Linked DNA regions of Homo sapiens: region 1 is linked to region 2. A link is an interaction called in ENCODE POLR2A ChIA-PET data of the cell type or tissue named here. Cell type or tissue: K562. All regions are shown on one strand. Links, peaks and the distances in the headings refer to the core of each region. The heading gives the core; the rest is flanking DNA.

Region 1 (5,265 bases), core at 1-5,000, 420 kb after region 2:
GGACAACTCGAAGCAAAGGTGGGACAAGTGGAAGCAGAGAGGGGGCTTCCAGGTCACAGGTAGATAAGAGACAAATGGTTGCATTCTTTTGAGTTTCTGATGAGCCTCTCCAAAGGAGGCAATCAGATATGCATTTATCTCAGTGAGCAGAGAGGTGACTTTGAGTAGAACGGGAGGCAGGTTTGCTTTAAGCAGTTCCCAGGTTGACTTTTCCCTTTAGTTTAGTGATTTGGGGGCATCAAGATTTATTTTCCTTTCACAGCTGTAATCAACTGCTGGTTGTTGGTTGGGGGTGCTGGACTGAACAGCCCCAATCATGTGTGCGTGTGAATTGTGCCCCCTGATGTTGTACAAAAGCGGGCTGCAACTGCAACCAGTCAAGCAACCACACACTGTCTAGGGATCCCTGCAGGGGGTCCTGAGAACACCCATTTAATTGCATGCACAGGGGTGTTCTTGGAAGAGTCCATAACTTTCTTCGGACTATCAAAGGCACCTGGACCCCTCCCAAAGGACAGAATTATAATAAAATACACAAAATGCAATGCCAAGTGTCTGAATTAGATCCCTAGGAAGGTCTCTCCAATCCTTGGAGTCATCTTCAAAGCCCCACTCTGTCTCCCATCCCACATCTAACCCGTCAGCTCCATATGAAAACTACTGCGTATCCAAAATCTGACCATTTCTCCCTGCTCTCCCCTCCCAGGCTGGTCTGGGCCCAGACTGGACTCCTGCTCTTGCCTCCTCCCTGCCTTCTGTCCTCCCTGCTGCCACCTGGGGGGCCTGATGAGAGGTGAGTGGAATCATGTCACTCTTCTGCTAGGACCCCAAGGGGGCTCCTGTCCCACTCAGAGTCAAGGGCAAGGCCATCCCAGTGGCCATGAGGTCCTGCACTCTAGGCCTTGACCCCCATCTCTGAGCCACCTCCCACTACCCCACTCCTCCTCCTCACTCCAGTGTCCTCAACACCCGCCAAGCTCCCACCTCAGGCCCCATTCCTTCCATGTGGAATGCTCTTCTCTCAGGAAAATGCCCACATTCCTTTCCTCCTTCAAGACTTAACCCACTGGCCAACATGGTGAAACCTCATCTCTACTAAAAATACAAAAATTAGCTGGGCATGGTGGCGCATGCTTGTAATCCCAGCTACACGGGAGGCTGAGGCAGGAGAATCACTTGAACCCAGGAGGTGGAGGTTGCAGTGAGCTGAGATCATGCCACTGTACTCCATCCTGGCAACAGAGCAAGACTCCACCTCAAAAAAAAAAAAAAATGACTTGGCAGGGCGCGGTGGCTCACGCCTGTAATCCCAGCACTTTGGGAGGCTGAGGTGGGCGGATCACGAGGTCAGGAGATCGAGACCACCCTGGCTAACACAGTGAAACCCCGTCTCTACTAAAGATACAAAAAATTAGCCGGGCATGGTGGCGGGTGCCTGTAGTCCCAGCTACTTGGGAGGCTGAGACAGAAGAATGGTATGAACCTGGGAGGTGGAGCTTGCAGTGAGCTGAGATCGCGCCACTGCACTTTGGCCTGGGCAACAAAGCGAGACTCCGTCTCAAAAAAAAAAAAAAAAAAAAAAAAAAAAAAGACTTAACTCAGATATTCCCTTCTCAGTGACGTCTCCCCTGACCACCATAGTGAAACTTGCAAAGAGTGCACACACTGCACGCCCCCTCTCCTGTGTCCCTCCCTGCACTAACACACATCTAATTTATTTTACTTATTACACCTTTTATTTATTGGGGTGTCCTTGCACTAGAATGAGAATTCTATGAAGGCAGAGAGCTTTGTCTAGTTTGTTCATTGTGCATTCCAATGAAATTGTTGAGTGAATGAATCCATGAGGACACATTTGAGCAGGGATCTGAAAGTTGAAATGTTACCTGGGCAACAAGAAAAGGGAAGGGCATTCCAAGCAGCAGGGCCAGCATGAACAAAGGTTTGGGGGTGTGAAGAAACATGAAATGTTCATGGACGGGCCAGAGGATGCCTGAAAAGCTGGACCCCAGTCACCTGAAGCATTGGCTTGTCACCCATAAACGATCCCTCGGTTAGGATGTGGCGCTTGCAGGGGGATAAGGGGGAATCAAGAATTGGCTAGATTGCCGGGTGCTGAGGAGGCGCAAGTGACCTACAGCGGAAGGTCCAAGGAGTTTGGATGTGACACGAAAGCAGAGCCTCAATGTCCTTATTGGTATCCTTATCTTTATCCCCAATGCTGGCCCTGGAGAAGGCATAGAATTTTATCAAGGACTGTCTTTACAAAAGTGTTTTTTAAAAATTAGCTGGGTGTGGTAGTGTGAGGCTGTAGTCCCAGCTACTTGGGAGGCTGAGGTGGCAGGATAGCTTGAGCCCAGGAGCTCGAGGCTACAGTGAGCTATGACCGTGCCACCAGACTCCAGCCTGGGCAGCAGAGTGAGACCCTTTCTTTAAGGAAAAAAAAATTCCTACCAAGAGTTAGGCACTGTAGACGTAAGGGAGAAGTTAGGACTGTGGTTTGAGATCAGCCTGGGCAACATAGCAGGACCCCATCTCTACAAAAATACAAAAAAAAAAAAAAAAAAAAGATTCACCAGTCATGGTGGCGTGCACCCGTAGTCCCAGCTACTTGGGAGGCTGAGGTGGGAGGATGGCTTGAGTCCAGGAGGTCGAGGCTGCAGTGAGCTATGATTGCACCAGTGCACTCCAGCCTGGGTGACAGAGCAAGACGCTGTCTCAAAAAAAAAAAAAAAAAAAAAAGAATTTTACCAATGGCCATGTTATTAATTTTCTCTAGGGGAAAAAAAAACTAGAATTGGAATGAAATGCCAAGAATCAGTTATACTTAAAGACAGAGTCCATATTTCAAGGATCACGTATTCCTCTGAGGCCACCATATTGGAATTCTCCTCAACAGGGCTGATGAGTGAATGCAGAAGCCTGAGCTGCATTCAGGAGCAGCTGAGAGTGCAGTGCTGGTTTCTAGGGCTTGAGAATGCTGGATACCCAACCGTGCTGACTGCAGGTCTCACCAGAGAACCATCACTTAGACGGGATAACACTGAGACCATGAAGCCACTGTTTGTGGCCGGGTGTGGTGGCTCACGCCTATAATCCCAGCACTTTGGGAGGCGGGTGGACCACTTGAGGCCAGGAGTTCGAGGCCAGTCTGGCCAACATGGTGAAACCCTATCTCTATTGAAAATATAAAAATTAGCCGGACATGATGGTTAGCGCCATGCAGGACTGTAATCCCATCTATTCAGGAGGCTGAGGCAGGAGAATGGCTTGAACCTGGGAGACGGAGGTTGTGGTGAGCTGAGATTGTGCCACTGCACTCCAGCCTGGGTGACAGAGTGAGGTTCCATCTCAAAAAAAAAAAAAAAAAAAAAGACACTGACTGTCTAGGGTCACAGAGCTCTTCCACACCCCCAAGTCACTTGATTCCCCGCTGCCTCCCTATAGGCTGCACACCCTAACTAAGGGATGAGTTATGGGTGACAAGCTAATGCTTGAAGTTACTGGGGTCCAGCTTTTCAGGCATCCTTTACTGCTGTTTATCAGTGCTGTCTGTGGGTGCTTATTTAACGCACGCAGCAATCCTATGCTCTAAGATCCTTGTGCCCATTTTACAGAGGAGGAAATGGAGGCCTTGAAAGCTGAAGCAAATTGTCTGAAGGTCTCAGAGCCTCTAAGTGGAGATAGCAGACAACCTTGTTTATGTGGCGCCAGCATCCATTCCTGTTCTGGGTATAACACCTTGATTTTCCTCTAGGAAAACCACCTTTCGTCCACTCTCAGTCCACGTGGCGTGGGTGGAAATAACACTCCCAACACTGCAAGGGAAAGCACGTACTGCAGGCCCGGCCAGTGCATTCCATCTCCCCGGCCATGTGATGGTTCAGGGATAGGTGTGCTTCCCAAGCTATGCCTCCCAAGGACCCTCCTGGAAAAGTCCTTATCTCTCCTCCTCTACAATTACTAGTGATATGAGCCAGGGCTACTAGGGAAGGGAGGAAGACGTCATTTCTTCACACACAAAGGAAGGAGTCATTTTACCAACTTTTTAGGTTCACAATTATGAGCAACCTTAAATGTTCCATGGAAAAATCTGCCCAAGATGCCAGGCACGATGGCTCATGCCTATAATCCCAGCACTTCCGGAGGCTGAGGTGGGAGGATCGCTTGAGCCCAGGAGATCGAGACCAGCCTGGGCAACATAGTGAGATCCCACTTCTACCAAAAAAAAAAAAAGTTAGAAAAATCTGTCCAAGACTGATGACACAAACATAGAGACAGCAGAATGGAAGACAATGAGAGACAGGCCAAATAGCAACTAGATCCTTTAATGGTGGTTAATCCACCATATCCAGCCATGCCCGAAGCCAGCACTAACGTTTTACTCACTTGAGCAAATACATCCCTTTCTTTCCTTGGGCCAGTTTGAAGTGTGTGTGTATGTGTGTGTGTGTATGTGTGTGTGTGTCTGTGTGTGTGTGTGTGTGTGTATGAGAGAGATTTATACCCGAGTGGGTACTGGGTGGTACAGTGGTAGAACAAATACTAGACGGTGTCTGAATCCAAAGTTCCTGCCATGTCTAAGGGCTCAGAGAAGCATTTCATAGAGGACTAAATATACCTTGATGAATGCTCCAATGGCCCTAAGCCCACAAGAAGAGATGATCCAAATGTATCTTACAGTACAAAAGTCACAGCCTTCCTTCAAAACCCACCCCAAGTGCCAGTTCCTCTATTCTCCCAGTGAGTCTGTGTGTCCCAGCGCTGTGGAGCCCGTCCTCAGTGCACATGAGTTAAATGAGAAAGTATCTGAGCCTGCTTCTTTTTCTCTTTTTTTTTGAGACAGAGTCTCGCACTGTTGCCCAGGCTGGAGTGCAGTGGCACGATCTCAGTTCACTGCAACCTCCACCTCCCAGGTTCAAGCAATCCTCCTGCCTCAGCCTCCCCAGTAGCTGGGACTACAGGCGTCTGCCACCACGCCCAGCTAATTTTTGTATTTTTAATAGAGACAGGGTTTTGTCATGTTGGCCAGGCTAGTCTCGAACTCCTGAACTCAAGTGATCCACCCTCCTTGGCCTCCCAAAGTGCTGGGATTACAGGCCTGAGCCACCGCACCTGACCTGAGCCTGCTTTTGACTGCATTTGCTAACACATCAGTTATATTCCCATCCTCGAAAACAGAAATATACTCTGCAGTCAATGCACCCATCACACCAGCAGAAGCCAAGCAACAAAGACCTAAAGCAACGGTTGATACTGCCCCCT
Region 2 (5,615 bases), core at 265-5,264:
GTGGCCCCAGCAGCTCCAGGTTTATATCCACCCAGTTTGGCACCAGTAAAAGTCCCCAGAGGGCTCTCATTTGTTGGGCTTGGGTCCATCCCTAAGCTTGCCACTGAGGTGTGAGGAATGTGGTGCTCTGATAGGCTAGGCTTGGGTCAGCCGCTCACCTCTGGAGTTGGGGTTGGAGTTAGCCTCAACAGAGACTCACGGACTGAGCTGCTGGTTCCCCGAAGGAGAATCAAAGTTCTGCTACTAGACAAGGGGAGGAGGGATGCTGGCAGGCAGAACCACAGAACATCCTCTCTATCTTTCTTCAAAAAGCTTCTTCATGCCTCTGTGCCTTTTACAAGCAGTTCCCTTCTGAAGAGGCCCTTCTCTGGCCCTCCTGGAAAATTCATTCTTCCTCTTCCTTCAGGGTTGTTGGAGCTCCCTCCATCTGTGATGTTTCATCCCACGAGCTGGCATGCCTGTCATGTCTGTACACACTGCCCACATGTGCGTGCGTGAACACACACGGCCCACATGTGCGTGCATGCACACACACACACACGCTATCCTTGTAGTTTGAGAGTGTTGTGTAGTTGATATCCAGTACCAGAGTAAAATCCTGACTCAGCAAGAGTTGCATCCTAAGCTGCATTTGGATTTCATTGCTCATCCATCATCCATCCATCTTTAATTCATCCATTATACATCCATCACCCATGAATCCATCATTCTTCCATCTGTCCATGACCACTCATCCATTCATTCATCTACAGTCCATCCATCTATCTACCCATGATCCACCCACCCATCCATTCATCCACCTGTGCATCCATCCATCCACCCATGCATCCATCCATCCACCCATGCATCCATCCATCCATCCATCCATCCATCCATCCCTTCATGCACCCATATATCTACACATTCAGCCATCCATTTTTCCATCATTCATAATCCATCCATCTAACAAATATTGCTGATGCCTTTGCTATGCCAGATGGACTAGAAGATCCCTGCCCTGGAGAGCAAAACATAGTGAGACAGACAGACACAAAAACAAAGATAATTCAGAATGATACAAACGATCCCATCTCAGTCTGGTGTCAGCAGTTTACTTGATGCTGCTGATTCCACTTATAAATAACGCACTTCTACTCACATAATGAAAATGGCAACAGTTCACATTCATTCAGTTCTTTACACAGCACTTTCTCATTTGTTTCTTAGGACCCTTCTTTGGGGGTAGGTATTCTTATCTCTGTTTCTCAGATGAGGAAACTGAGGCCCAGAGAAGGCAGGGAACAGCTCAAGGACCCTTACCTTGACCACAGTGGAGAAGGTACTCAGAAACAGGCCTCAGATACAGCTCCTGATCCCGTGTTAGGCAAGGTGCTTTCCGTAGGTTGAGGATCTGTTCATCAGCTGATGTGGGTCGCCTGGTGCCCTGCCATGCATCACCCTCCAAAACAAACCTGGGCTGGGAGAGCCTAGCTGGCTATTGGTCACTGCTGCAGCGTCTGAGAGCTCCCTGAAGCCCAGGCCTCCTCATCTCTAGCCACTGCCTTTCTGGCTGCCGGGGACCACAGCACTGTGAAGAGAGGCAGTTCCTGCCTAAGCCTGGAGGCTTAAGGAAGGGGCATATTATGTCTCCTCTAGATAGTATGATCTGCCCCGAGCCTGAGGCTGGCTCTCTCTTTGTTCAAAAGAGAGATTAGCAAGTGCTATAGAGGCATTAACAACATATCAGCACCAAGCTGAGACTTTCTCCTTGGTATTAATGGAAGGACAGGAGGAACATTAAATAAGGAATAATTTCCTTTCTCTGAGAGTTAAAAGCTGGGACTCTGAAGCAGAACTGCCCAGGATTTAAACTGTTGGCCATGCAATGAGTGCTAAGTCTTATTAATATTATTCTTATTGTTATATTGTTACTGTGGACAGAGTTTAAAAGCCACAAGCAGAATGAGGCAGTGGTAAACAGTTTACACTCGGGAATCGTAGGCCTAGGTTCCAATCCCGGCTTTGTCAAGTCTTACTTTTGTCAATTTGCAAGTGACTTGACCTCCTCAAGGCTTGGTTTATTCATCTTCAAGATCGGGATGAAAATAATAAAAATAGTCAACATGAGGGATTATTTTCTACCTGCCTGGCACGGGTCTAGGCACTTCTCATGTAATAACTCCCTTGGCCTTCATGGCCCATCAACTACACTGGCTAGATAAGGAAATTGAGGCATCTTGAAGTTCAGTAGCTTGCCCAAAGTCCCACAGCCAATTGTAGGTGAAGGTGGGATTTGGGCCCAGGGCAGTCTGACTCTTGGGCTTGTGATAGGCTTAGGAAAGACTCACGAAATGACACATGTACGTGACCAGCCAAATGCCTGGCACATAGTTTGGTTAAATAAATAGAGGTGATGCTGCTGCTGAGGCCTTAGGTGTCAGCTCTGTTGCTGAGGCTGGAGTGCAGTGGCGCAATCACAGCTCACTGCAGCCTTGACCTCCAGACTCAAGAAATCCTTCCACCTTAGCCCCCCAAGTAGCTGGGACTATGCCTGGCAATTTTTGTTATTTTTGTAGAGACAGGGTCTCATTATGTTGCTCAGGCTGGTCTTGAACTCCTGGGCTCAAGTGATGCTCCCACCTTGTCCTCCCAAAGTGCTGGGATTCAGACTTGAGCCACGGTGCCTGGCCAAGACTCTTACTTCTAATGATGGAAACCCTACTAGTTTAAGCAAGTCTAAGAAAATTATCTACTCCTGTGAACTACAAAGTCTAGGTGGTGTCAGTTTCACCTGAACACAGGTGCCCAAAAATATCACCAAATGCTCTTTGATTCCTTAGACTCTATTCCATTTAAAATTTAAAATTCAGTTCCTCATTTGTACCAGTCACATTTAACATGTGACTAGTGGCCACTGCATTGGATGGTGCAGAACATTTCTATCTTCACTACCAGATTGTATGGTGCTGCTCACTATGGAAATTAACGTGGCCCCTCATAAGCCCTGCACTGAAACCCCACCTGCCTTGCAACCCTAGAGGGAAGAGAGCTGCTTTCCCATAACTCTGGAGAAAAGGCTCAGGGAAGGCTCTCATTGGCCTGATTTATATCACATGTCTATTCCTGAACCAATCACCATGGCCTGCAGCGTGTGAATGGAGTACTCTGATTGGCTGGCTTAGATCATGTGCCTGCTTCATTGGTGGGATGGTTAGGCCTGCCCAGAGCACATGGCATATGTTTCCAGAATAGGGGAGAGAAGAGGATGGAGAGTGAAAAATGACATACTGTGATAGATGGTATTCTTTGTTTATAATTATTAATTCCCCCCTCCACCACTGCTGTGTGTCCCTGAAGGGGCGTGTACTGTCCCACTTCTGAGTGCAGTGGTGCTATTTCGACTCACTGCAACCTCCATCTCCCGGGTTCAAGCAATTCTTCTGCCTCAGCCTCCCGAATAGCTGGAATTACATGTGTGCACCACCATGCCCGGCTAATTTTTGTATTTTTAGTAGAGATGGAGTTTCACCATGTTCGCCAGGCTGGTCTCGAACTCCTGGCCTCAAGTGATCCATCCACCTCAGCCTCCCAAAGTGTTGGGATTACAGGCATGAGCCACAATGCCTGGCCCCACTCTTGATGACTTTGAATTTGGTCGTGTGCCTTGCTTTGATTATTGACTGTGAGCAGATGGGACACACGCAGTATCTGAGCACAGCGAGGCTCTGCCCTGTCACGAGGATGGGATGCCTCAGACAGTGGCTGTTCCTTCTGCCTGGTCCCAGAATGCGAAGGGACGGGGCCCAGTGTAACCAAGACCGGCCAAGCCCAGCAGAGCCCAGCTGAGCTGCGTCCAGCCTGCTTCCCTCATGCGACAAGAATGAGAAGTAAATGCCTGGTATGGAGGGCCACTGAGAGGTTAGGACTCTGTTCTGGCAGCGAAAGCCGACTCGTGCACACCCTGATCCTCTTCCCGAGTCCCATCCTGCTTCCTGCTCTAGTCCACCTTGGGCTTCAGCTGAGGTCCCTCGCTGATGTGTGGCAGATCCGCAGCAGAATCAGACTCCAGTGAAGAGCAAACTCAGGCTGGAGTAGAAGAACTTGTGACATTTCTCAAGGGGCTCCTCTCCTGGTTCCTCTTAAGCTTGCTGCTGTTCATTCAGTCACACACAGTGACTGAGCTCCCGTGATATACCGGGTGCTGGACCTGCAAGATCTTGCGAGACCCAGCTCCTGCCCTCAAGGTGCCCCCAGTCTGTGGGGAGAGACATGGGTGAGCAGGTAATGAAGTCACGGCAGGCCCAGGGCTCTGGCAAACCCGGGCCGAGGACTAGCTGGGCGTTTGGCTTCCTGAATATCGGCCAGCCTTGGACCCAGAGCCACGTGTTGATCAGACGAATTTCTTTAAAAATGACCCTGGGCTAGAAGTGCAATCCTAGCCATGCAGGTTGTCTGGCAAGGCCAAAGGATTCTGGAGATTCTCCTGGTAGCAAGGAGCTGTCTTCCCCAAGCCCATTATCCTCTAGCCTGTGCCTGCTGTGGCATTTCTCTGCCTGGGCTCTGGGTCACATTTCACTTCTGTTGCAGTCCCTGGGGCCATCAGGATGACAGGAGCATCACGCCCAACTGTCAGCCCTCTTCTGTCCCAACACACTGTTCTGACTTCAGACCTTGCCAGTCCCAATTATAAAAGAACAGGCAGGGGATGGGGTCCCCGCTCTTTCACAGGGTCCCAGGCAAAGGCCCGGCTCTCTCTTGCTCATTTATTCGTGAATTTATCTGACATACATTGAAAGCCAATTATGTCTTGCTGCTGGGGCAGGCAGGGGTGACAGAGATGATTAAGATACAGTCAGCCCTTCTAGCCTGGGCCCAGCAGCGTTGGGGGCCTGCGGAGCCAGGGAGGGTTGAGCCGGGCTTGGGAGGATGGTGAAATTGATCCAGCAGTGAGCATTTTAGGCAGAAAGAACAGCACAAGGAAAGGCACGAAAACTGGATGTAGGGTTCGAGCACAACCTTTTGGAGGTGGGGTGCATGTCCCCCTTATGTCTGCTCTTCCTTAGATGAGGTGGCATGGCCCCTGCCCAGAGTTGCCATCTGGGGAGATTTAAGGCTCCCCGAGCCTCCTGGCCCTAGCTGCTGGCCAGGCCCAGTGGCTCCCTCATCTCCCTTTCCTGCACCCACTCTCCTGGTGACATGGCTCGCAGTGCACATCTCCTGGGCAGGTGCAGGACATGGCAACCCTTGGTTCATCTGCTCTTCCCAGAGCCCCAGCCTTTCTCATGCAGGCTACTGCTGAGCCATGATGCATCCCTCCCAGTCCTGCAAGGTTGGCTTTCAGAACCTTGGAGTGGGGCTTTCTCTTGGTTCTGCACAGGAGCTCCTATCACAGCAGCAGTCAGCATGGCCTGAGCCCCCGGGTGGGAAATAAATCAGACAGCTGTGATGGTAACACTCCCATTTATTGAGCACCTATTATGTGCTGGGCACTTTGAGGGCTGCTGCAGCACACAGGGAACTTTGGTAAATGTAAGAAAGCCTTCCCCTCTGGGCATGGAGGATGGGCTCGATGCAGCCCTGCTCAGCCTCAGCTAAGTGCCCTCCTTCACGCACAACCTGAACAGCTGTCATTGGCA

What was found. ChIA-PET counts read pairs that join two places held together with the same protein. Peaks named below come from ENCODE experiments on the same cell type or tissue, not always from the same donor. Only the 100,000 strongest peaks of a DNase experiment are listed, where the experiment ranks them.
Region 1: POLR2A ChIA-PET joins it to region 2 with 5 read pairs; 2 of 35 experiments call an interaction of 5 or more read pairs at or near these places.

What each region holds. Positions count from the first base shown.
Region 1 is chr16:27,605,704-27,610,968 of GRCh38, reverse strand. The region is part of intron 2 of KATNIP (katanin interacting protein); the gene reads right to left. Among named protein-coding and RNA genes, the nearest start is that of KATNIP, 58 kb to the right of the region's middle. In K562, for the core only: no CTCF peak of the experiment used is centred there; no DNase peak of the experiment used is centred there.
Region 2 is chr16:28,024,794-28,030,408 of GRCh38, reverse strand. The region is part of intron 1 of GSG1L (GSG1 like); the gene reads left to right. Among named protein-coding and RNA genes, the nearest start is that of GSG1L, 36 kb to the left of the region's middle. RefSeq lists an enhancer at 3,311-3,811. In K562, for the core only: no CTCF peak of the experiment used is centred there; a DNase peak (open chromatin) is centred at 3,138; H3K27me3 peaks cover 1,634 bases.